Regions from separate parts of the Mus musculus genome. Here all the other regions are linked to region 6. The links are chromatin loops, found by intact Hi-C in ENCODE. Cell type or tissue: left cerebral cortex. All regions are shown on one strand. Region 1 overlaps Arl15 (ADP-ribosylation factor-like 15). Region 2 holds the start of Ndufs4 (NADH:ubiquinone oxidoreductase core subunit S4). Region 3 overlaps Ndufs4 (NADH:ubiquinone oxidoreductase core subunit S4). Region 4 overlaps Arl15 (ADP-ribosylation factor-like 15). Region 5 overlaps Gm34790 (a long non-coding RNA gene). Region 6 overlaps Gm41074 (a long non-coding RNA gene).

Region 1 (4,000 bases), 390 kb before region 6:
CCCTCTCCCTCTCTCTCTCCCCCTCTCTCCCTCTCTGTCTCTCTCCCTCCCTCCCTCTCTCTCTCTCTCCCTCCCTCTCTCTCTCTCCCTCTCTCTCTCTTTCTCCCTCTCTCCCTCTCTCTCTCCCCCTCTCTCCCTCTCCCTCCCTCCCTCCCTCTCTCTCTCTCTCTCTCCCTCTCTCTCTCTCTCTCTCTCTCTCTCTCTCTCTCTCTCTCTCTCTGGTTTAATGTACATTTTCAAGGCCCTGGTTTGAATGTGTCTGAGATAATTGGTGCCCCTAGGAGGCACTCTGCTAAGCAGCTAATTCTGCCCCTCTTCCCCAGGGAGGATAATTGTTGTTAAAAAACAACAAAAAAAGTAAAATGTGTTGTTTTCTCATGTAATTATGTAACTGACATCTTTATATAATAATACATTTGGGTGGTCTGTCCCTGAAATCCTTGGTTTGTTAGGAAACATTACCGTTTCCACCAGTAATAACTTACTCCTAAATATTATGAAAGAATTTCATATTGTTACATTGCATCATTACAGTAATCAGAAGCTAAACTCTCTAAACGACTTTGCCACTGGAAAAAGGCTTCTAGGGTTTTTTGTTTTGTTTCTTTGTTTGTTTGTTTATTTTGCTTTTTTTTTTTTTTCCTCAAATGAGCTAAAATGTTCATGAGATGGAATGCTCTATCTCAGCATGTCTGGAAATAACAGAATACAAGTCCGTCGAATGTGGGGCCTCAAAGCCACTGCAGTCACTACATAGGACGTCCTTCTCACTACAGTCCCTCTCCATTGGTTCATTTCGCCCCATTGCACTGAGTTAGGACCTGGGGTCTTCCCTGCTGCAGCAAACCACAAATATCTTAACAATGAGCACACCGCCATTCGAGTTGAGTTCATTTTAATCCACATTGGTAATGCAGTTCTGGGCCTTGCTGATTAAAAAATGACCCACTTAACGCAACTGAATGGAGCATCCCCCCACCCCACCCCCCGCCCCTGTAATTCTTTTGGGACTGCAGATTGCCATGGTCCTAAGGAGATAAGCATCACTAATCCCAGACTCAGCCAGGACTTGACTCTAACGAATCAGGATGGCTGATTATTCCACCGGAGGCATGCTGCTAAATTGCTGTTACCTCAAATTTGTGTGGGAGGCCTTTGCAAAGTAGCAGAGAGGAGAGTAAGTCTGCAGATAAAAACTGGGAGAAAGAGGAGAGCCCTGGGGGACAAGAAATGGGAAATGAAGAGAATGTATAGGAAGTATTAAAAGGCAGGGTCATAGTTGACCAGAGTTGGTTTTAAAACAAAAAGAAAAAGAAAAAAAACAAAAAAGGCTAGTCTTGGTAGCACACACACCTGTCATTCCAGTCCTAGGGAGACAGACAAGAGGACGGCCATAGTTCCAAGCCAGCCTGGCTGCATAGTGAGTTCCAGGTCAGCCTGGCTACATAGTGAGAGCCTGTTTCAATCCCTTCTCTACCCACCATCCACCTCAAATAAAGACCTGAAATGGGAAAAGGGAAAGTCTGAGATAATAGCAAACCCAGTCTTGTGGACTCACTCGGCAGTTGGGTCAGCAGTGGCCATGTACAGAGAAGTCAGAGGCTTTGTAGAGAGTCGCCGTTTTGTAGAGAGACTAGGAGCGGGGCCATCTCTCAGAAGAAAAACCCCCACTTTCTGCTTACTGGAGGGCACCATCTGTAATTGCTACTCAACATCCCGAGTTAATGCTTCGAGGGTCTCTTCACAAAGCAAGTGTTTAATGTCTAGTATCTAACCACTTAATATTTAACTTTTAGTGCAGCGTATCAATACCTTCCAGCCATTGTGCTTAGATACCTGGTATTTTTTTTCATTAGCAACCGATAGGCATCTATAATGGTTAATTCCGTGGCCGTGTTGGTATTGGATACTAGGTTATGTTACAACACAAAACAGTAGTCACATAAGAAGGTTCTAGTTTATACAAACTAAACAAGTCACCTAATCGTAGAAACATGTGGGCAAAACTGAAATTTAACATGGTTTTTAATGCCTTTGCATGGAGATTGTCATACAAGCATTCTCAAAGGGCGAGCTATCTGGGGTGTCACCGCTCTCATCTGAAGATAAGGTATACATCAAAGCTGGTATAGATTCAATTCTGTGTTACAGTAAGAAACCACCACTTAGTGCTAGGCACTGAGTATGTGTGCGTGTGCATGTGCGCACACCTGCTCTCTGACATCTCAGCACGGGACTCCATCACTCAGAAAAATGCAAAGTCCCTTTTTACCGTTTAACTTTGTAGTTCCCACCCCAGCGTACCACAGTTACTCCATAGAGGATATTTTGGAATTTTAGAGTAAAACATGGAGTAGTTGGTGATTTTCCAACTCCCCCGTACCCCCAACACACTGGTACCTTGAAGTAGTTCACAGTTTCAACATTAGGTGGCGCTACATTCCTTTTGATGATGTCATCTCTCTCTAAGGTTGAGTTTGGGGACATAAAAGGCAAACACTGTAAGGTAGGTAATAGAGGTTAAGTTGTGCAATTGGAAGCATCCAGTCTGACCCTGAGACTTGAAGTTCCACAGGGCCTGACAGATATGCATAACCTTTCCTAAGGAATTGTGGTTTAAAAATAAATGTACACTTTTGTTTTTTAACTCTTAGTTTTGTTTTCTTCAAATTCCTACTAGCTCACAAAGGCAGCTACTTAGGAATTGTTTGAACCTAACTACTTAATAAATGAGCTGTTGGGTATTTTGTTTGGCCAAGAGACACTATGAGAACTGTCCAAGACTAACAAATTCATGGATCAAGAAAGTTTGGGATCCTTAACTCAACTGTGAACTATTACACAGCCCACTGAAGCTATAGCAAATGTCTCCAGTAGATTGTCTCGTTGACACATATGTCCCTGACTCTATCCTGCCTGACTGGGGTGAGCTGCAATATCATGTTGCTTATACCCTCCCTCCCATATAGGAATTCTTTCCTTCTCAATAAATCCAAAAATGTACGTATTCCCTACCAAATAGCTCATAGGAGTTCCTAAAATTTGACTGTAAATAAAAGAAATTCTCACAGGAAATTCAGATCACTTAGCCCTTTGGTTCCATTCCAGAACTGGCATTGTGTTCTCGGGGTGGGGAGAGTAAATAAGTTAAATGAATCCCAGAACAGATTAAAAAAGAAAATATGATATTTTGAAATTAAATATTCAAAGAGGAAAAGTGGTTTTGTTTTATTTTTAAAGTGTCTCAAAACAACTTCCAAATGACAAAGCAAAGACAGTGCTGCAGGTGACTTAGAGGTGCTTTTCAATTCATCATGAAACAGTTCTTTACTTGCAAGAATATTCATGACAGGGTTCCCCGAGATACGAACCTCCTGGGGGCATGTGAGAATACAATTTAAAAACAAATTTTTTTTTAAAAAATTCAATTTACCTCCAATTTTTTTCGGAAGCAAAACTTTGGATTTAAACAGGGTGCATCTGTTTCCAGAAAATACCCACCGGTGGGCACAAATGCCCACCCATGTGTGTGTGTGTGTGTGTGTGTGTGTGTTCACATGTATGAAAGTGCCCACCCACAGGGCCGTGTATGGAATATCAGCGCTGTACAGAGCTCACACTCAGCACTCAGCAGTTTTCCCGTTGAACACACCCCGAGCTTGGGCGCTAAACTGCCTTGGCTGCTGCTTGCATTTGATCCTGTTGGGAATGAGGCTAATTGCTGAAGAATTTCCATCTTAGCCAGGCTGTTAGCGCTTGAAATTAATTGGAGTTTTTACAGAATATTTAAGGCTTACTTGTACAGAGACCTTGGCTGTTCGGGAGCCTGGGTACATCCATTTTTCCAGATTTCCTGATGTATCGTCTACACCGATGCCCACCCGAGAAACAAGTTTTATTTAGCAATCATTTGATTGCAGAGGGTTGTTTGCATCCCCTCATTCAGCGGGGGACATCTGCGTGCACACCTTCTTTAAAACCCTTTCTGCCATCCTAACAT
Region 2 (4,000 bases), 73 kb before region 6:
AGTTCAAGTTCTATAATGAGCACATTAGTATTACATTATGTAAATTAATCTCCATAATGTGTAAGTGGGAAAGGTCTAAACTAGGTCAGCATAAAGTAATCACTGGAGTATTTTATCTTAGAGAACAATTTGGTTTTTCCCAAGTTCCTCATGTGTAAAACACTTTATTACAAATTTATCTTTTACTTTCCACCAGTATTACAGTATTTATTTTCCAGTGACTGCGCTCTCTCTCTCTCTCTCTATATATATATATATATATATATATATATATATACACACACACGCATATATATATCTATTTACAGATAGATAGATAGATAGATAGATAGATAGATAGATATAGTGCTCTACTACTGTCTGCAGAAAAGCCCCCGCCCCACCCTTTCTGCAACTCTGGAGTGCTGGGATTAGAGTTTATGTGCCCGAGGAACGTTTTATTAGGTGCTGGAGACTGAAGCCAGTACATCATGAACTCTAGGCACTCTCTGTACCAACTCAACTCTATCCCCAGTCCCTGAGGCCTTTTACAAATCTCCTGACTTTACTAAGGGCAACCTTTTCTTTCCCACAAAACAACCACTACTTAAAACTGCATCAAAATTTGTCTCCAAAAGTTCCAACCAGCTCACTTTAACTCTGTATTCCCTCTGTATTGAGCTTAACACTAATTTAACAAGCATTTTGATAGATACTAGTTCCCTTTTTCTTTCTTAAAGGTATTTAATGGTTTGGTCTTGTTTGAGACAGGGTCTCTCTAAGTAGCTCTGGCTGTCCTGGAACTCACAGAGATCCAGCCGCCTCTGGTTCTGCCTCCCCAGAGCTGGCTGGCATTAAAGGCTTGTACCAGTGTGCCAGACTTTTCCTTTTTTTTTTTTTTTTTTTTTTTTTTTGTACCACATTCTTCCCACCCCTTACAGACCCATCCTCACTGTGAACATTGAATGTAGTCTCCACAGCATGCAGCTGTCAATACAAGGCCACTCTTCACAGGAGCAAACTTCGAAACAAGTGATAAAACCCAGTATCTTATACACCCAGGAAAACAGAGACTACGTAAAATAGAGCAATGCTGCGGAGGGGGGCGGGGGGGAAGGGAGGGGGCAGTCACCACAAGAAACCTTCCGGCATCTAGGGCTACATAGTGTGATCTGTCTCAAACAAACAAACGAAGTAAACAAATCAAAATAAAAGCCACCTTGCTGCCTGAGAGCGTAGCTCCGTGGTGGAACTTAAGACTGGAACGCACTGGTTAGAAAGACAAAAAACAGGTACGCTGTAACCTTCCGATGGATATTGCTATAAACTCTGAAGTCCTGAGAAGTTTTCCTCTTATGCACAATGATGAATACAACAACCTTTCTGTTTGGAAGCCCAGCCGATATTAACTAAAGCCAGGGAAAGGATAGCAGGGATTTACCCTTTCAGGCTGGAATGGGGCAAGCAGGTGACAAGCGGAAGGGATGTAGGACATTGGGAGAGAGGTCGCCCAGACTCCTCCCCTTCTCAGGAGCCACGATCCAGTTCACAGCTCCTCCGCACAGACCCTCGCCCGTCCGCAGCTGCAGAACCCCAGGCCCCGCAGGCGCCTCGCCGGAAACCAGCGTCGGTCCCCGCATCCCGAGGAAGGGTCAAGGGAGGACGCGTTCCCAAGGCCGCCTCCGGGGCCCAGCCGGCCCAGCCTCCCCCAAAGTGGAGCGACCTGGGAACCCTGAATGAATAGCTCGACAAGGCTGACAGTTATGTTACCTGGATGGAACTCTACAGACGGAAACGGCAGCTGTAGCCATTGCCCTTCGCCCCAACATCGCCTGTCTCAGCGACACTGACATTGAGACCGCCGCCATCTTCCTGTAGGCAAACGCCAGGATGCGAGTACGGATCCCCGCTAGGGACTCACTTCCTCCGTTCTCAAAGCAATGCGGCCGCAGTGAAACAGAGGCATGTTCTGTTTGTTTTCCTTTTGCGATTGAGGACCTAGAAAAGAAATTAAAGTTCTAGCTGAAAGAACTAAAGAGGGAAATGGATGAAAGGACTCAGTGAATGCAAATGATGCCTCTATAGAAAGTAATCCTTGTTAGTAAGGTTGGTCATTTACATTGAGGCTGAGAAGCCCAAAAGAAAACGCTTCGAAAAATGTAAACACCTGTAACTCATAATTTTTCAAAGAACTCGGAATATCTGAGGCTGGGCCCACTGGAAGAGCCGGAGGGCTTCTTGAGTCTTTGAGAAACTAAAGTAGTACTTTCCCAAAGTGTTGCCAGATTCCGTTTGCAAGCCTTCAGAACAGGCTGCACTCAGTTTGATGGTCTGTAGTTATAATAATCATATTTTCCACACTAAAAAGCTAGCCTCGCAAAAAAAAAAAAAGGAAGAAAGAAAGAAAGACCATATGGATTTACATGAAATCTAGTGGGGGCTGGGGATGTAGCTCAGTTGGTAGAGTGCTTGCCTACCTAGCATACAGGTACCAAAGGCTTGGTGATCTGCTCTTATAAGCCTTTGATTTGAGGTTGAGGGTAGAGTATGGAAGGTTGTCACTGGAACTACCAAGCAAACACCTCGCCCCCCCCCCCGCGCCCCACCCGGAAAAGGGGCGGAGCCATCTTGATTATTCTTCCTATCTCCATCATCCCTTCCATTTGTCACCCATTCCATTCCAATGGCCATTAAAAGTAACAAAAAGCAAAGATTATAAACGATAACCAGGTTTAAGTGTCCTATCTAATCGCACCTGGCTCCTCAGTGCTTCAACAAACCTTTTCTTTTCTTTTCTTTTTGTTTCCAAGTCTGCGATGTCAAATCCAGGGACAGGTGTGCAGTTCATCACTGATCTACATTCCTAGCTTCTTTGTTTCTTGTAAGAGACAGTATCTCTCGATGTTATCCAGGCTAGACTTCAACTTACCACCCTCCTTCTTCAGCCTCCAGAGTATTCACAGACCTTTTCATCCACTAATGTCTTCAACGTTGTTTCTCAAACGATACCCCAACACTGATGGGAGAACATTAGTTTTCATATTGATATAGCGTTGGCCTGGGTATTCACAATACCTGTCATGATTCTTTCTTAATGTACTTATTTATGTATGTATGCATACAAATGGGTGCCACGGCACATGTGGAGGTCAGAGAACAGCTTTCAACAGTCAGTTTTCTCATTCTAACTAATGTCATAGGTTTGGTGGCAAGTACTTTACCACTGAGCTGTCTAGCGGAGCCTCTTAGGGTGGTCCTTGGTTGCTCTTTTTGCCTCCATCTTTGAAATGTATTTAGAATTTGATTATGTTCCCTGCCTCTCCTAGTAGGACTCTGATCCAAACCACAGTCCCCCTCTGCAGGGATGTTTGCATTTGCCCAATCTGCTTCAGCTCAGCAATCAAAACTATGGGGTCAGAAGTCACACATTCCCCTCTTTTCTACTAAACACCTTTTCTAGCTCAGCTCATCCTCGGAAAAGCCAGACACCTTATTATAATATTTTTTAAGGCCAATGTAGGGACGAAGATGTAGCTCAGTGGTATGGCATTGGCTTATCGTGGACATATGCCTGAGTTCAGGCCTAACACTGGAAGGGAAAAAGACTCCTGACTTTACTCACTTACTCTGTTAGAACTTACTCTGTTCTCCGTCAGTTGCTATACTCTAAACCCAATAGATATTTCCCAATATACCAGGCATGATTCGGTCTGAAAGACTTTACCTTGGACATTCTCTAGGCCCAGGATGCTTTTCTAGCATCTGGAATACTCTTCTCCCAGTGATCTCCTCTTTCCCTTGCCCCTGCTCTCTGTCTCTGTCCTTCCTCCTATAATTTTCTCACATGTCCCCTTCACTGGGAGGCTCTTTCTAACCTCCAATTTCAATCTCACCCTAGAAATTTCTGTATGAATTTCCAGGCTTCTTTTACTTCTGCTTTGCATTTTGTACGTTGTAGCCGTTTGTGGAAGTTCTATAATATGACCAGGGAGGCAAGAGCAAAAATCCTTTGAGAAATAAG
Region 3 (4,000 bases), 170 kb before region 6:
ACTCTTGTTCTTTTGTTCCAAGAAAAGTTTGCACCATAAGACTTGGACTTGGGTTTCGGAACCTTCTTCTCTTCCACATCATAGCTCCATCCTAGATGGAAAACAAAACCAAAACAAACCCCACAGGAACAAAATTAATGAGGATGCTTAAGAAACACAGCAAGCAAGCAGAGGCTAACTCGTATAATTTCATGTTCATTTATCAACAGGAATAAATGTCAACACATCTGAAATATAAATTTAGTAATTTGTTTATTCTCAATCCTGTGTGTGAAAGTCCAAACACTGCCTGGAGATGAGTTGTCATATTTCAAAGTGAAGGAGTAACCTATGATTTAATTTTCTTGCTTAGTTACCAATGGTTATGTATTATATAGAATCAGATTTCCATACATTGCTTAATATGTGACATCTTTAACAGTACAAAGAACTCAATAATATAACTCACCTCGCTGCTCAAAGGCCTAGTGTCTGAACATCTGAAATACTAAAGTTTTCCCTATTCTCCACCCCATCATTTCTCTTGAGAGTCCCAAGTTCTGTCCCCTTACTAACTAAAGAATGATCTTCAGCCTTTATTTAATGGTTATGTGATTAGTTTGAATCATAACCAACTACACAAATATTGAGAGCTGACTAGAAGACAGTTGGACACAAACATCTGGTGGGTTCCTGAGAGGTGTACTTAACTCTCAATTTCAGGAGATTTTAAGGCAAACCAAACTGAGAGCCTTTGGTCAATGTGTTCTGAGTTTGTCTCTTTTCTTCAAATGGCCTTTTGTATGTTTTGTAACTTGGGAGACTGACCTTACTTGTAGAGCATTTCTGTTTTGAGTGCCCTTGAGTGGCCTCTAGTGTTTAGGGCACACTCCAATCAACACTCCTCCTCATGTTTCCTTAAGTTAAACAAGTCTTACGACTCTAATTTTTCTTTATGGACTCCACTTTCCCACCATTGTTTTTCAAATAACTCATCTTCATGCATGCTTCTTAATTGTGTAATTTTTTAAAATTTAAATATTTTTACAAGACTTTAAAAAAATTCCTGACAATCAAGTCTATGCCACAGTGCTCACTCGAGCATGTTACAACCATGGAGGAAGAACCAAGAAGTCTTCTAATGTGGATTCTAAGTCTTGTTGTGGCAGTCACTGGTTAGGTCACTCGAGAATTCTGATATTCTTTTGCCAACTGGTAGATGAGAGCATGCTTTCTCATCCCCTCCACCTGCCAAGACAGACTTTCCAGTTTAATAATGATGTCCTGAAAGGAAATGAAGACCTGCAAATACTATGGATTCTAACTGCTTACCTTCTATTAGAACACAAGCACAGCTCTATTATCTGTTCTGGTTATAGACTTTCAAAATGCTGTGAGGGTCAGTGCCATGAGAGAAGAATAGACTATTTAGACACAGAAATGAAAAAACTGGTTTAGTTTTTCTCATGGGAACTCTAAGGTCGATTATATTTGCTATCAATGGTTATAACAATGCAGAAGAGACCTGTAGTTTGGCTATGATCTCTCCAAATGCTCTACCATAGTCACACATGATTATAAGGAGAAACTGTCTCCCCTCACATTTTCCTGTGGAAACCAGCTTTGTCCCTAAAGCTGAACAAACAACTGAACTTGTCTGACAGAGAGCAGCGGGGTTTTAAGATGGCTGATGGCAGTCACAGCAGCCAATGAAAGTAAAGGAAGACTTGTGTAACTTTGGCTGTCCCATCACAGCTGCTCTGTTCTGGGACATTATTAAGGCAGAACTCATAACGAAAACAACCCTTGAGAAGATTTTGAACATGTACTCAATGATGGGTAAATTATATGAATTACACATACTACACACACTTCTGCTTTTTCATTTCTCATCTGAAACTCCTAAAAGAGAAGAATTGTGCATGAAATATAGAGCAACAAAATTTATTAGTAAAATATTCACAACATATAAATTTTTCCTTTTTCAACCTAAAGGTATGGTTTTTTCTTGTTTGTTTTTCTTTTCTTTTTTTTTTAAACCAAATAATCCAAACTGTATCTGAGATGAAACAGTACACTGTCTGTAGACTGCTTATATAAAGCTAAGGTGCATGCTATGGCTATGGTCCCATATGTCGTCTTATTGAGTCATTCAAAATCAGGCCTTGTTTTTTCCAGCTGTGCAACACAAAGATCAAAGCAACTGAGTCCAAGGCATTGCCCAGGGATGGAGTAAGCTCCCGGGTCCGCCATCCCTTCCCACTGTGGAGTAGCCATATGGCACAGATTAGCCACAAATCCACCCACCAGCACCTACATGATGAGAGGAGCTGACTTTGCTGTCTCACACAGTAGAATGCTTTCACAAAAGTATTTTGTAAGAGAAGTACAAATGCAAATGCTTAGTAAGCTTAAAATGTGATCTTTAATGTCTAATAATAAATTTCTTTTTCAAAAAGCAGGCCATCTTACTTTGTAAATCTTTATGCTGTGGCTGGATTGCTCTATTTCCGATGCAATGATGGTCAGTCTTTTCACATATGCACATATACACACAAGCATGCATATACATGTTCACATACACATACACGCATGCCCTTGAAAGCAAGCTAGCTCACAATGGTTGGCTTATTATGCCTTTCATGCGAGATGAAGAAAAGTCTATTGTTTTGATTTACAGAGCCATTTCATTTATGTCTCTGTAACAGACACACAGGCACATTCATTAGTTCTTTTACTGCTTATGGCAAAACTTCCTTCCTTACTCTTGAGGTCCTGGGAAAGGCTCTTCTCCATTGATAGCATAATCCAAAACTCTGACGTTACTTAGTGTGGAAGTGAACAGTTTAATACTTTGTGCTGGAACACGTAAACACCGCAGCATGTGACACAACAGGAAGACCCTGCTCCCACCTCTAGGGATCAGAACAAGCAAGTCTTTGAGACACAAAGGGAGGCACATTGGCAGTTATGGACGATTTCGAGATGCTTCACCAGAGTGTAGTCTGGCATTGCCACACCTCGTGCAAGGCAAGGCAGACACCTAACACTTAAAAAGAGGAAAGGCGGAAAGCTTGCCTGGAAGTTCACTTTAAACAACGCATTTTGAAATGATTTTAACTATCTTAGATATTCTTTTAGGAACCGTTATGGAAGTGACTCAGGCTGTGGATAAACTGGTGACCAATCCTTCCTTGGACTGTCAATAAGCAAACAGAGGCACACACAGCATTTGGAGATTCATTAGAATAACAAACACCCTACACCCACTAGAGCTTGGCACCTTGCAAAACACCATCATCCTCTGATGCAACAGTCAATGGTCTCTTTCAACTAATTTTTCAAACAATATTCTGCCATAGAGATTAGCATTATTTCCAAAACATTAATTGGAAACATTCTATTTGGAATTTGCCATAAAGCAAAGCAAGAAATCAACCAAGTGACTTTTGTGCTTCAAGAGTACAGTTGAAAATCGGTTTAGAAATTTAGAACACATTTCTTTTTAATTCCTTGAGAAGATATATATGCAAATATCTAAAACTCATGACCAGAAATTTTGTGGAAATTAATCTGGGGCAATGGACTATGCAGAGGAATTCCCACAGTCCTACTTAACTCATAAAATACGTGGAACCCCAGCAAACCATGACACAGAAAGAAGCCTACTTTAAGAAAAGTGATTCCAGAGTTCTACAGGCGTCTAAGGAATAATCCCTTGTGACCTGAACCGCCAAAAATCTCTCAAGCAAGGATTAGCAATAAGGAGCTAAATAGAAACCACCACCACCACCACCACCACCCTAGGCAGGCTGTTGGTACCAGTAATACTCACCTGTGGATCCACTGACTTACAAATTCATTTGTGGCCTCTAAGTCTATGCATCCATCCTCATGCGATCACTTATAATGTACACAGAGGGAAGCAGACATTGAGTCTCCTCGTGACTGAGGTCAAGCGACGCACCCTCCCTGTCTTCTTGGTTCAGCCCTCAAACTCCAGACAAGAGTCCTCTTCAAG
Region 4 (4,000 bases), 580 kb before region 6:
TTTTTTTCCCTTTTTGGTTTAGTTCCTGATTTTTTCAGACTGGTTACCCAATCGCTTTAAAGGACGTTTAGTATGAACAATGAGCCTTTGGACCACAAAGTTCCTTATGTGCTTACAATAAAACTACATTATGGAATGTTATCAGTGACTATTGCTTCTTTCTCTCTTTTTTTTCTTTCTTTTCTTTTCTCACAGAGAAACCACTATGATATACATTTCGTGGATTCAAAACCCAGACTTTAAAAAAAAAAAAAAAAAGGTCCCCAAAGAACTTGTATTTAATTAATATATAATTTATTTAATTAGTTCCCTGCCTCTTTTGTGGTGATTGTCTTGATTTCTGGTTCCAGTTTTTACAACAGGGAGAGTTTCAGGCATTTTTCTGGTTCACCTCACGTTGTCCACAAGGCGCCCCACCCTACCCTTCCCACCCCCGATCCTCTGGTTGGTGAACTTGAGACTTGGTGCAGTTTTACTCTCTTTCACGCCCGTCCTCTCTCTGTGGCGGCTTTGCAAAAACAGTTTTGTGCAAGCAGACATGACTTAACTCTACTCCGCACATAGAGAACTATTCAACTTCACTTTTATGTGTTTTGAATACTGCCTCATGCAAGACTGTGACAGCAATAAAGTATGCATGGGCAACCTTGTTTTAATAGCAAAAGGGAGCTGCTTTTAATTAATAAGTGGATCTCTTTATGTCTGGGATTTTCAGTTTATTTTGTGGTTCTTTAGAGTTCTTCAATTATGCGGCCTAAAAGGACTATGTTAGTGGAGACTAAACCCCTTTTAAAAATTCTGTCACCTAAATGTTTTCTGTCTGTAATCTCTGGGTTTTTTTTTTTTTTTTCTTCAGATTACTGTTTTTTCTTTCTTTTTTTTTCCTTTCTTTCTTCCTTTCTTCCTTTCTTTCTTTCTTTCTTTCTTTCTTTCTTTCTTTCTTTCTTTCTTTCTTTCTTTTTTTAAATGCAAAAACCAACAGGACCCCTCTGTAGCAGTTTTTGTCCAAAGCGTTAGCAGGTATAGCCCACAATTGCAACTTGTATACTGTAAGCCACAGTGGAACTCAGTACCACGTTCTCCAATGGATGATCTGCGTGCAGATCTGTACTCTTCACTTGGGACATCACAGAAGCTCCATTTAAACCAAAGGGTCCGGTTGTATTTCCTTCTCCTGACATCTGCTTGTAAGCGACTTAGAAATAATCAGTTGAACTCCTATAGGAGAACCATCTCCTGGAGGCTACAAGAGTCCTGGTGGCAACCATTGTGACAACCACCTTATCTATAGATTTTTTAATCAGCTCAGTCAAAACCTAGAATACCATTTTGTCTTATGACTTCCCCCACCAGATCGCTTTCATGAATGTCCATACGGGTGAGTGTATCCACGGGTGCTTGTTGCGGACTTATGCCTGTTTGTTCTCTTTGAAGCAAGATCTGCCTGAGAAACACACTTTGGGGATTGAAAGGAACTGTCTAGGCACGATCATTTCATAAATACAGGAGATAGTAACCTTGATGGGTTTTTCACAGAAGATCTCACATGTCAAAGCCAGAAAACAAAGCCACACTTTAGAATGGTGCTTAGAAAAAATGAAAAAAAAAAAATCTTTCTCTCTAAAAGTGAGACCTGGGTTTTTCTGATTTCTTTCTGGCATCTTGGCGCCGCTGACCTGGCAGTGTGTCACATCAGTCAGTAGATGGCAGTACTGTTCCACGGCAGCACTTTTTCAGATCCTTGGACGCACTGTCTAACATTTCATTACAGTCTAATTTTGAAAATGCCTGATTAGCTACATTAAGCAATGTTTGGGTGATTTTTTCCCCCCTTTTAAACTTACAGAATTACAACCACAGCCTGAAAGGAAGCCATTATTGGTAGACAACATGATTATCAGTTGCAATTTAGCCCGTGTAATAGGGGTGCAGTGCATAGATGTTTAATTATATTTGTAAAGGCAGTCAGTATAAATATATAAAATGGTTAACAAGAATGGTTATGATTTCCCAGTTATTTTAGATCAGTATTTTTATCTGACCTCTCCCTCGAGCACCACCGAATCATTACGGAGAATCACGCCAATGGAATAGTTCTTAGTTCTGCTGAGAAGTCTTGGCGTATAATTAACTCACTGACTAAGCTAGCTCACATCTGTACAGTGGATTTCTTTGGAAGTTAGGACAAGGGCCGTCCTTGGAAAAGGTGGATTATGTTCTTGTGTTGGGTCTCTGCAGGTCTCTCAGGCATTGTATAGTTCAGAAAAACAGGCTGTTCTTTCGGGTTTTTTTTTTTTTTTTTTGGGTTGTTGTTGTGTTTTGTGTGTGTGTGTGTGTGTGTGTGTGTGTGTGTGTGTGAGATCTAGATTATGTTAACCAGCCAGCTCTGTGGTTTAGGATGAATGTAAAATAAAAACATTGTCACTCGCACTGGAAACTTGTGCCGTTGGTTGGCAGTTGAGGCACTCCAAGACGTTTTCTTATTTAACATACTTGACTATGGGGAAACTCCATGTTGGATGGGGTGTTAAAATTGGTAGATCCTCCCTCCCCCCGTTAAGAAACAAAAGCATTATGTTATTAATACTACATTTGAAATGTTTTTGTTAGGAAATACTTTGGGAAGTGTCTTCCTTGGAAATTGAATGTTAAGAACATCAGAACATCACCCCCCCCCCCACACACACACACCTGTCAGTCTTTGGTTTTCTCATCGATTGACTGGATACATCACCAGCGCTGTAAAATCATAGCCCTGGGCTGGCCTTCTAAAAATTCACATTTTAGAAGCGGCAGTGCGTTCTTGCTGTGATCCCGCGTTGCCTCTGCATATTCCAGCAGATACACTTGAAGGACACGAAGCGTCTGCACTTTGCGGGGCAGAAGGGATTTGCCTCAGTTCCCATTTGAAGCTTCCTCTATGTGGGTAAATCTCTAGTAACCGTGCAAGCTGGAAATTTGCTGCATAAGCCACAGTCTTCTGATAGACAAAGCATGTAATTTCTCACTGGTTTTGCTGAGTAACCCACCGCCCGTGGCCTGGATAACACACTAGGACAATTCATCTAGTTGAATGTGTGTGTTTGTGCACATCCATACATACATAATGCAGACACTCCGATTATAACCACTATAAAATAGAATAAAATAAAATAAAATACGCCGGTGGGAATTTGTATGACTTAGGCCGAGTGAATGAAATAGAGACATGACATATTTATTGCCTCTTAGCAGACAGAGATAAGTATAATAATAACAACATATGCTAAGGTGTTTTGTGTCATGGACACCCCACCCTACCCCCATTAGGTTCTGATGGGAGATGATGTCAGCCAGCCAGGAAGCACAGGCATCAAGCTCACTGGTAGCACTGCCCAGTGGAGTGAAACACTTGCATCAAGCAAGAACTCCCTTCCAGCAGCAAGGTGGTGAGAGTCAGAGAGTGCCTCTGTGCCCTTTAATGATGTATTTTAAAATTGTGCCTTAAAATGGTAGAAGACATGTGTTTATGAAAGTGCTGCTCAATTCCAATTTTAATTTATTGGTACCTTATTGAATGTGGGGAAACGTCAAGATTCTTCGTGTTTTGACCCACACGCAGAGATTTCATGAGCAGTGTCCTTCTCCAGCCTGCTGTAGGATAAGGGTACAGGGGGTGGGGGTAGCAGGGGGTGTGGCGTGGGGGGCTTCATTTCTGTTTTATGCACAGCCAGACTTGCTCTTATGTTTGTAATATTTAAAGGAGTTCAATAGGAGGCCCACGATTCTTTGATCTGATGCCACATTCAGTTTAATGAGAAAGATTTTTCATATTGCGGGTATTGAACGTCTCCGCCACTTCAGACCGATACGTTATAATATTCGATTTACACCTTGTACCCATCTTTTATTTCGCATCCCCGAGTCCGCCCTCTTCCCCTCTGCTGAAACAGGTAATGACAAAGATCCTCCTCAGATCAATTTTTGTAAAGGGGCACCCCGACGGGTACCAAGACTGAAG
Region 5 (4,000 bases), 330 kb after region 6:
CATTTTTTTAATTTAAACACATTCTAATATTGATAATGATGTTAATTCATATTTTTAACCTATATGCCCCACAGCAGCAGCAGCAGCAGGCTGGCCTGAAACTCACTCTGCAGCCAAAACTGGTTTCTAATCTTCCTGCCTCAGCCACCCAAGTGTTGGTGTTACAGGTGTGCACTGTCATGGCCTGTTTAACATTTACCTTTTAAATGAGATAATGCCACATTTAAATTTCATTTTAAGCAATCCGAAATGTTACTTTGGAGGAGAGAATAGTAACAAAGTTAACCTTCCCAAGCAACTATGTGTGTGCATTGAATATTTTGCATTACAGCATAGATACAGTAACAATTCACTATATCAAATTAATATTCTGATGATAAGATATCAACTAGCTCCCTCTGGTGGCACTGATGATTTAAGCTGTTGGAGAAGAAAGATGTATAAAACAGTAGTGAGGCTGTCATTTTTTTTTTTGGAAATACTTTTGATGTCTTTGAATTAATTACATAGGTGTTTTAATGCAAAAAGTCTAGAAAAGGAGTTAACAAAGGAGGAAGAATGTCTGCACAGATTTATACTCTAAGCCTTTTTCTTCTTTTCATCTGGCATTATTTGACTGTCTTAATTCAAATTAGAGCTTGTTTAACTAAGTACACTTATATTTCATCTCGAAGTTGAACTAGATTATGTTCATTACAATATAAGTGGAATGCTTTATGAATCCTATGGTAGAGATCCCATGGGGTCTTCATCTCAATTGTTCTCCTATAGCATCTGACCTATCGAAGATTCTCTTAATGCCCTTTTCCCTAGCGAACGGTTCTCACCGAGGGCTGAAGGAGTTCTCAGCAAGTGGGCAATCCTTCAGCAATGTCAGCAGCCACATCCACCTCCAGCTTCTTGGTATAGAAAGAACAATCCTACTTGCTCAAAACCGAACGTAATTTTTTGACTGTAGAATTGTCTGGCATTCAAGATACTTGGTCAGATGCCCAACCAATACTTTGGAGAATATATTCAAGTTCAGTCAGTTAGTTAGATTAGATAATCTTTCCTGTTTCAGATGATTCCCAACCTTGCCTTTTTAACCTAGCATCTAACATTTGGGTGAAGCAATGTCTGTTGACCTTTCTTTAGTCCTAACATGGTTAAGATGTTTCAAATCATACAACACAAATCTGTACCTTTGTCTGAAATTATCCCTCTAAGAAAACCCTTGGAATCTTGAAAGAGACATTTCTAGTGTACCCTGACGGCCAGTGGACCGTGGTAGTGATGGAAGATCCTTTCACCATAATTTTTAAGTGGTTGTACTTCAATGAGGTGTATATTGGCTAGTCCTCGCAGCAAGGTTCCCGGTATGGATAAGGGTGGCATTTTAATTCAGACTGATACATGGGCAATATGAAAGGTAGAAGCACACTCATTCCAGGGCCACATGGGAACATCCTGGGGTTAAGGGTAAGTGCTGTACCTGAAGCACAAATAGACCTGTGCTTTGTTCTTGTTAGACGAGAGGCCTTGAGTGTTTGCCTTCTCTTCTTTGCTTATAACATGTAAGCATGATCATCTCACCAGGCGTTTGTGAAATATAAATATTACTGAAAATTGGCTGCACAGAGTACGGAGTCTGACATTTAAAAAAAAAAGACTCTTTAAGGCTCTTTCTTCTCTTAGAGAAGGGAAGGAACAGTTTTAAAAGTGGGGTCATGGCAGGAAGTACTTGCTCTGTCTAAGACAAGGAAGGCAGATGACACGCTAAACACAAATTTCTTGTATATGATTAGATTGTGTCCACGCATTTTCCCTGATAGTATTATCTTGTGAGTAAAAGGATAATTCCTCCATCTTTCACGCTATTTTGTAATATTCTGCGCTGGCTTTACTGTTTGGGACACTCTTTCATCTATCAGGTTTGGCTTGGCACAGTGGAAGATCCTTAACTGCCCTGAAATTTCCATCTGTCTGAACAGAATCCCATGTTTTGTACCTACCTTCCTTTGCTCTGAGAACAGCATCGAAAGACAGTAGCAAAATCTGTCAGGAAACCTCAGCTTCCAACTTATCCTCGTGATTTATCTATGACGATCTAGTGGTATTCAAAAGATGCATAATTAAAGTCAAGTTTTAGAGGCTAGTGTTTGCAATTGTTCATTGAAATGGTGCCATCATGTGGTGTGAGTAGGAACAACATGCATCCAGCAAGCCAGTACTGCAGATAGCAAGTTGCTTTTAGTTTTTTTTATATATTTAATTTCATGTGGAAAACAAATGATAAAATGAACCCCTGAACCAAGTGATTAGCTATCAAGAATCCTGGACGATGTTCACAAAGCACTGTGCTGCTTTGGACTGTTTAGTAATTTGATTTTCTTCCTTTTCTTTTTATAGTTTATTGAGTGTCTTTATTTATTTATTTTTACTTATTTACTTTACATCCTACTCACAGCCCCTCTTCCCAGTCAGTCCCTCCCACAATACTTCCTCCTCTTCCTTTCTCCTCTGAGTGGGTGGGGGCCCCCTGGGTATCCCTTACACCTTGGCACATGACTCAGACAAGGCATCCCATCTAGAAGAACATATCTCATGTATAAGCAACAGCCTTTGGGATAGTCCCCCTCCAATTGTTCAGGACCCACCGGAAGACCAGGCTATACATCTGCTACATATGAGCGGGGAGGCCTAGGTCCAGCCTGTGTATATTCTTTGGTTGGTGGTCTAGACTCTGAGAGCCCTAAGGGTCCAGGTTAGTTGACTGTTGTTCTTCCTGTGGAGTTCCTATCCCTCTGGTGGTCGCAATCCTTCCTCCTGTTCTTTCATAAGAGTGCCCAAGATCCATCCACTGTTTGTTTTAATAGTTTTACATTTTTAAATCAAAAGATAATTAAATCATTTGACCCTTCTCTTTTCTCCTTCAGATCCCTCCTACTGGTCCCTGACTTCCTTTCAGATTCATTGCCTTTCAGATTCATTGGTTATTTCTGTTACATTTACATAGGCATAAATATGCAAATACAACCCACTGAGTCCATGTAGTACTGCAGCACTCAGAGAGGAGCATCGCAGAAAATGACAGCTTGTGAAAATACAGGAACAATTGATCGTGGGTGCCCTAACAGGTACATCTACAACACAACTCCTGTACCTAAAGCTAAGGGGCAGAAAGGTTGTAAGGGCCAGAGAACCAGGAAGTCTGCTGTGAAATTGTGTCTCCTAGGAATTGCATGGAAGTTACACTCATAATCCTGTAACAATAGGGCTACCTAAGTAAGACCCTAACAATATCATCACTAATAGACATGCTAACATGGAAGTGGGAAATGTCAAGTGACCCAATCCCTTCACAGAGAACTATGGCAAATGAAGGACTGTGGAAAGACAAGGAGTTAAGAGCGCTCGTCCCTGAAACAATATATCTAAAAACAAATGTATTAATAATTAACATAGTTGACCAACATTAAACACATAAGTGTTCTGTGGTCTACATGGTAGATTGACCATATCTTAATTTAAATGGCAATGAAGAAATTAAAACATATAAAGGGGAAACCCCCTGGCAATGGGCAAGGAGAAACACCTGTTGTTGGTAGTGTTCTTATAGCAGTCAAGGGCAGAGCAGATGGCAGTCCCTTGTTCATCCTAGTCTGATGCCTGCTTTGGTGACCAAAGCTGTTTTATGCCTGAGACTCATAAATATCAAGTTGAAGAAAATAAAATCTAACATACACAGGCAGCTCAGTGAGGGAAAAGGAAGAGAGACAGAGACCTGTTGACCACCATGGCACCCACAGACCTGCCCTCCTGAGTCTGGCACAGGACACCACTTACCACCACACCACAAAACGTGGATGGGGGTGTTGTTACCCAGGGGCTTGGAGCAGGAACCACCACAGTGTGCAAGTATGCTGCAGTCAGATGGAAGAGGAAGAGAAGAAACTTGAACATTATGAAGAGAGATGGAACTGGAGACTTGAGAATGGAATGAAGTAGCCTGTTGTGA
Region 6 (4,000 bases):
GTGAGGGCGCTGGAGGAGGCGGCCGGCGGAGCGCGGGGACCCCGGAGGACCCCGGGAATGGGTCCCCAGCACCTCTGCTCCAGGGCTCCGGGATGAGACTTCTGCAACCCGCCGCAGGATCCCTGAGCTGCTTCAATGCCCGGGGGAGCAGTTTCAGGAGCCTCCCTGCAGAGCCTTGGCGCGGGGTCCCGGAGACGTTTTGTGTCCCGAGGTCTCTTACGTGTCTTACTTTGCGGCCACCCTGCCAGCTCCCCCGCCTCCCACTCCCTCCCGCGCCCCCTCCCCCCCCAGCCTGGAGTAGGTTGCTAAGAACCCCGACCCCCGGGCACCTTCCACCCGGGCCGAGCGCTGCGGAGACGCGGCCCTCGGGCTCCACAAGTCAGAAGCAAACAAAAATGTTTAACACCTCGGAGCCGGCCGCCCCCGGCAGTCTCGCCCTCTCCCTTTCTTTTCTCCCCTTTCACTTCGTCGCGTCTGGAGTCGCAGCCCCGAGCGGGGGCGCCGACGTAGGCGGTCTGCCCCCCTCCTCCCCCGCTCCGAGACGCCCCAGTTTCTGTCCCGACTCCTCTCTCTCTCTCTCTCTCTCTCTCTTATTTAAAAAAAAGATTGCACCATGATAATGAACTTCTGCAGCCTCAGTTTATTGAGTGCAATGCCTGGCATTCTTCGCCGAAAGTTGGCGGGTCTTCTCATTTATAACATTTTCTGGCACGGCTGAATGAAACTGAGGAGGCGATATTTCCTTTTATATAAAACGATTACTTCACGGAAAAGGCTATATTGTTTATTTCAAAGCTGCCTTTTAAATTTCTATTCTTTTCGCTTCTGAAGCCCGAACGACAACAAACAGCGAACAAAACAGACAAAATTCTTGGACATTCCCAGGTCATTGGGATTTGCTCTTACGGATTTCAAATTCGCCCTTCTTCTCTAGCCCCAGCCCTAGCGCCCCCCCCCCCCGGTCCTCCTCTCATCCTCCCACCCCCATCTTCCATCACCCTCCTCCTACCCCCTCCACAACTGCAAATAACTCAGTGATAACAGATTTTTTTCCACCAACTGCAGGAGATAGTGCTAATCTTTTAATAAAAGGTCCCATTACAATGGGATCTGTCTGGACAGACTATAATAGATCCCGAAATACAGCCGTGCTAATATTAGAAGACAGTTGTTTGGGTGCCTCTCAGACGGGCCCAAGCCCCCCTTTGAAAGTGGGCATGAATCACAAAGCCCCGCGGCCGCCGCACCTGCACCGCGCGCATTCGGTGCAGCAGGCTGGTAAAAACGGGTGACCTCGCCGCCGCTTTTCGCTTTATAATTACAGTCATGAGGACGGAGCGGCGGGGAGGGGAGTGGGTGACCCGGGAGAGCCGGCTTTTTGCTCACTTTAGACGGCTCTGGGGCTTCACATCCTTCTTAATCTTGCCAGATTCATTTTGTCTGTTTCTGTCTGTCTGCCCGTTTGTCAGTCTCCTTCCTCTTCAGGCTTTTTCCTCCCTCCTCCCTCCTCCCTCCTCCCACTCCCCACATCTCTTTTTCCCAGCCCTTCCCGGCTTCGGTCTCCCCTCCCTCTCCCCGAACTCTGCCCATACTCTCCCTCCCCTTTCCTCGCTTCCTTTTCTCTTCCCTCCAACGCATTAATGTGGAGTTGTTTAGTGCCCTCTAATGGTAGGCGACATTAACAATTAATAGCAAACTGTCCCCCTTGCAGGAGCCGCCACTTAACGGCAGAATTTCAAAGTTGAACTGTTTTCTTCTTTACTCAGAGATACTTATGCTGTGATGTACTACTGAGGAAGTTTGTTATTCACCTTCCTATGTCCCCACCACTATTCCAGGGGGAAATTTTACTTAAAGGAGAGCTAACAATTACTGTTACTTGACCTCTCCCCATCCCATACATCTTATTCCCTTGCCAGAGAAACACCCACCTTCTGTTTTAGCTAGAATTAATATATATATCAAACTGTTTATCTGGATTTGGAAAATAAGCATTTTAAGTGCACACAAGCTCTCAGGTGGTAGATTACTGATTCCCATGGCCACCAATGGCCATTAGAATGTCCTTAGGATCGCAACATCATTGCAAAAAATTTTATTTCTTTCCAATTTAAATACATCTTTGGTTTCAAGTCATCAAGTAGCCTTTGGAATTTGAGAGGATTTTCTTAAACTTTTCAAAATTGGAACCATATGAGGTGTTCAAATTATACTTATGCCTACTCATAGATGAGATCATTTTATAAAGAAAGGTTATTTATTCTTTTAAATTATGTATGTATGTGTGAGTGGAGGTTTCCAAGAAGTCCAGAAGATGGACCATGGGATGGGTTCTGGGAACTGAACTCAGGTCCTCTGCAAGAGCAGTGCTCTGCAAGTTCAGTGTTCTGAACCTTAACCCCTTAGGCATACCCAGCATCCTCAACGAGGTCAGTTTGCCTAGCCTAGCACTGGCAAACTAGTTGTGCAACAGTGTAACACTCTCCTACAGGAAGTTCCTTATGCAGGAAGGCAAATAATTCAAAACAGCTTCAGGAAGTCCCCGAAACTGAGCAGATTCGCTACCTCCTTCCTACCGAGTTAATAATAAAAGCTGAGAATCTAAAGGAAAATGAGCTACAAAGACGACTGCAAAGACGACTCTGAGACAAGAGAAGCTGCCGGGGAGAATCAGAAACCAGCCAAGCTGCCTGGAAGAGGTTTAGACCAGAATCACTTTGAAAGGACCCTCTGGAACCTGTTGAGGTGCCTGCAGTTTGTGAAGTGTGCTGTGGGTTCCCCAGCTTTTGTGAACTGTCACCCAGGCTGGGGTGGTCCATGGTGAGGCAGCTGTCTTTGAGTCATTTATGCTCTTGTAAGTAACCCCAATAAAACACATTGATTCACTGGGATGGACTTGGGTGGTATCTGTACTTTGTTCTGTGGTGGGATCTCTATCTGGGTTGAGTAGATGTGTGTGTTGCATCTCCCTATGGAACCTTTTGTCATAGAGACCATTTTTAATATCTTCACGTTCTCAGCACTTTCTGGAAATATTATTTAAAGGACTATAATTCTGCCTCCCCCTTTAAAAATAACATTAAACAGTGAAAACACTGATATATCTTGCATGAGCTGATTAGATTTAAATAAATCATTTATGTAAATATACACAATCTAGTGTAAAAGGATCATACAAGTATATACAAATGATACTTTTTGGGGCGGGGGTTGCAGTGTTTCAGACTTAATGGAAACTAGGAAGCAATTAATTTGAGTTAAAAGCATATTTATCCAAATAAAAATATTTGGCCTACCCATACAAATTAAATGTCATGTGGATGTGTGTACCATAAAATTATGTAAATTAATTTAATCCAAGATGTACCCACACAATTCCAAAATGACTGGGAAAAAAAGTAATTTTTCTTTGTCTTTTGAGACAGGTCCTCAAGTAGCCTGGGCTGGCTCAAGCTTGATATGTAGTTGAAGATGCCTTTAAACTCCTGCCTCCACCTTCTAAGTCCTAGGATGACAGACAGATGTGTGACACCATATATGGCCATTTGTTTCTCTTTTTCTTGTGTCATATCAAATAATCCAAGTACTCACTTTACAAACTACATTGATGAGTCATTTTGGCATCATGCAGTTAGGTCAACACAGATCAAGTTAGAAATGCCACCATTCCATAGGCTTCCCTTATGGCCAGAAGACCCAACACAAGATTGCTTCTAGTTCCAGAGAGGGTGGCCCTGTAGGTCAGGGTTGAGGTCGCTGGCAAACACAGTGTGGAAAACCACAAGTGCCCGTTGCGTTTGGCCTTGTGAATACGGAGCTTTGCTGTTTGCTCAGTGCTACAAACCCATCCTGTTTTTCAGCTGCACCTTGGATAGTATTGATCTGTTTGGGAGAATGTCTGCCTCCGAATTTGCCCACATCAGTTACCAGGACTCTTGTCATCCCCGGGTGACTTTCTGGTCACATCTGAGGAAATGAGTCCCATGTCAATGCCAGCTCC

Evidence for each region. Hi-C counts contacts between places; a loop is a spot of excess contacts. Peaks named below come from ENCODE experiments on the same cell type or tissue, not always from the same donor. Only the 100,000 strongest peaks of a DNase experiment are listed, where the experiment ranks them.
Region 1: a loop joins it to region 6, with 7 times the contacts of the local background. A loop is called at or near these places in 19 of 42 quality-filtered maps.
Region 2: a loop joins it to region 6, with 2.4 times the contacts of the local background. A loop is called at or near these places in 3 of 42 quality-filtered maps.
Region 3: a loop joins it to region 6, with 1.8 times the contacts of the local background. A loop is called at or near these places in 6 of 42 quality-filtered maps.
Region 4: a loop joins it to region 6, with 10 times the contacts of the local background. A loop is called at or near these places in 27 of 42 quality-filtered maps.
Region 5: a loop joins it to region 6, with 2.7 times the contacts of the local background. A loop is called at or near these places in 6 of 42 quality-filtered maps.

The regions. Positions count from the first base shown.
Region 1 is chr13:114,073,738-114,077,737 of GRCm38, forward strand. The region is part of intron 4 of Arl15 (ADP-ribosylation factor-like 15); the gene reads left to right. Among named protein-coding and RNA genes, the nearest start is that of A430090L17Rik, 76 kb to the right of the region's middle. In left cerebral cortex, a CTCF peak has its summit at 2,424 (motif pointing right); a DNase peak (open chromatin) is centred at 2,431.
Region 2 is chr13:114,386,210-114,390,209 of GRCm38, forward strand. It overlaps Ndufs4 (NADH:ubiquinone oxidoreductase core subunit S4), which reads right to left and starts at 1,885. Exons shown (of 5, transcript NM_010887.2): 1 at 1,750-1,885. The coding sequence starts at 1,847. In left cerebral cortex, no CTCF peak of the experiment used is centred here; a DNase peak (open chromatin) is centred at 1,871; H3K4me3 peaks cover 1,780 bases; H3K27ac peaks cover 1,187 bases.
Region 3 is chr13:114,288,776-114,292,775 of GRCm38, forward strand. It overlaps Ndufs4 (NADH:ubiquinone oxidoreductase core subunit S4), which reads right to left. Exons shown (of 5, transcript NM_010887.2): 5 at 1-91. Among named protein-coding and RNA genes, the nearest start is that of Gm41072, 82 kb to the left of the region's middle. In left cerebral cortex, no CTCF peak of the experiment used is centred here; a DNase peak (open chromatin) is centred at 2,251.
Region 4 is chr13:113,875,904-113,879,903 of GRCm38, forward strand. The region is part of intron 1 of Arl15 (ADP-ribosylation factor-like 15); the gene reads left to right. Among named protein-coding and RNA genes, the nearest start is that of Arl15, 83 kb to the left of the region's middle. In left cerebral cortex, a CTCF peak has its summit at 1,704 (motif pointing right); a DNase peak (open chromatin) is centred at 1,721.
Region 5 is chr13:114,791,320-114,795,319 of GRCm38, forward strand. All of the region lies in intron 1 of Gm34790 (a long non-coding RNA gene), which reads right to left. Among named protein-coding and RNA genes, the nearest start is that of Gm34790, 25 kb to the right of the region's middle. In left cerebral cortex, CTCF peaks have their summits at 420 (motif pointing left) and 2,180 (motif pointing left); DNase peaks (open chromatin) are centred at 398 and 2,169.
Region 6 is chr13:114,459,154-114,463,153 of GRCm38, forward strand. All of the region lies in intron 1 of Gm41074 (a long non-coding RNA gene), which reads left to right. Among named protein-coding and RNA genes, the nearest start is that of Fst, 2.2 kb to the left of the region's middle. In left cerebral cortex, a CTCF peak has its summit at 1,689 (motif pointing left); DNase peaks (open chromatin) are centred at 25, 28, 103, 459 and 3 more places; H3K4me3 peaks cover 1,230 bases.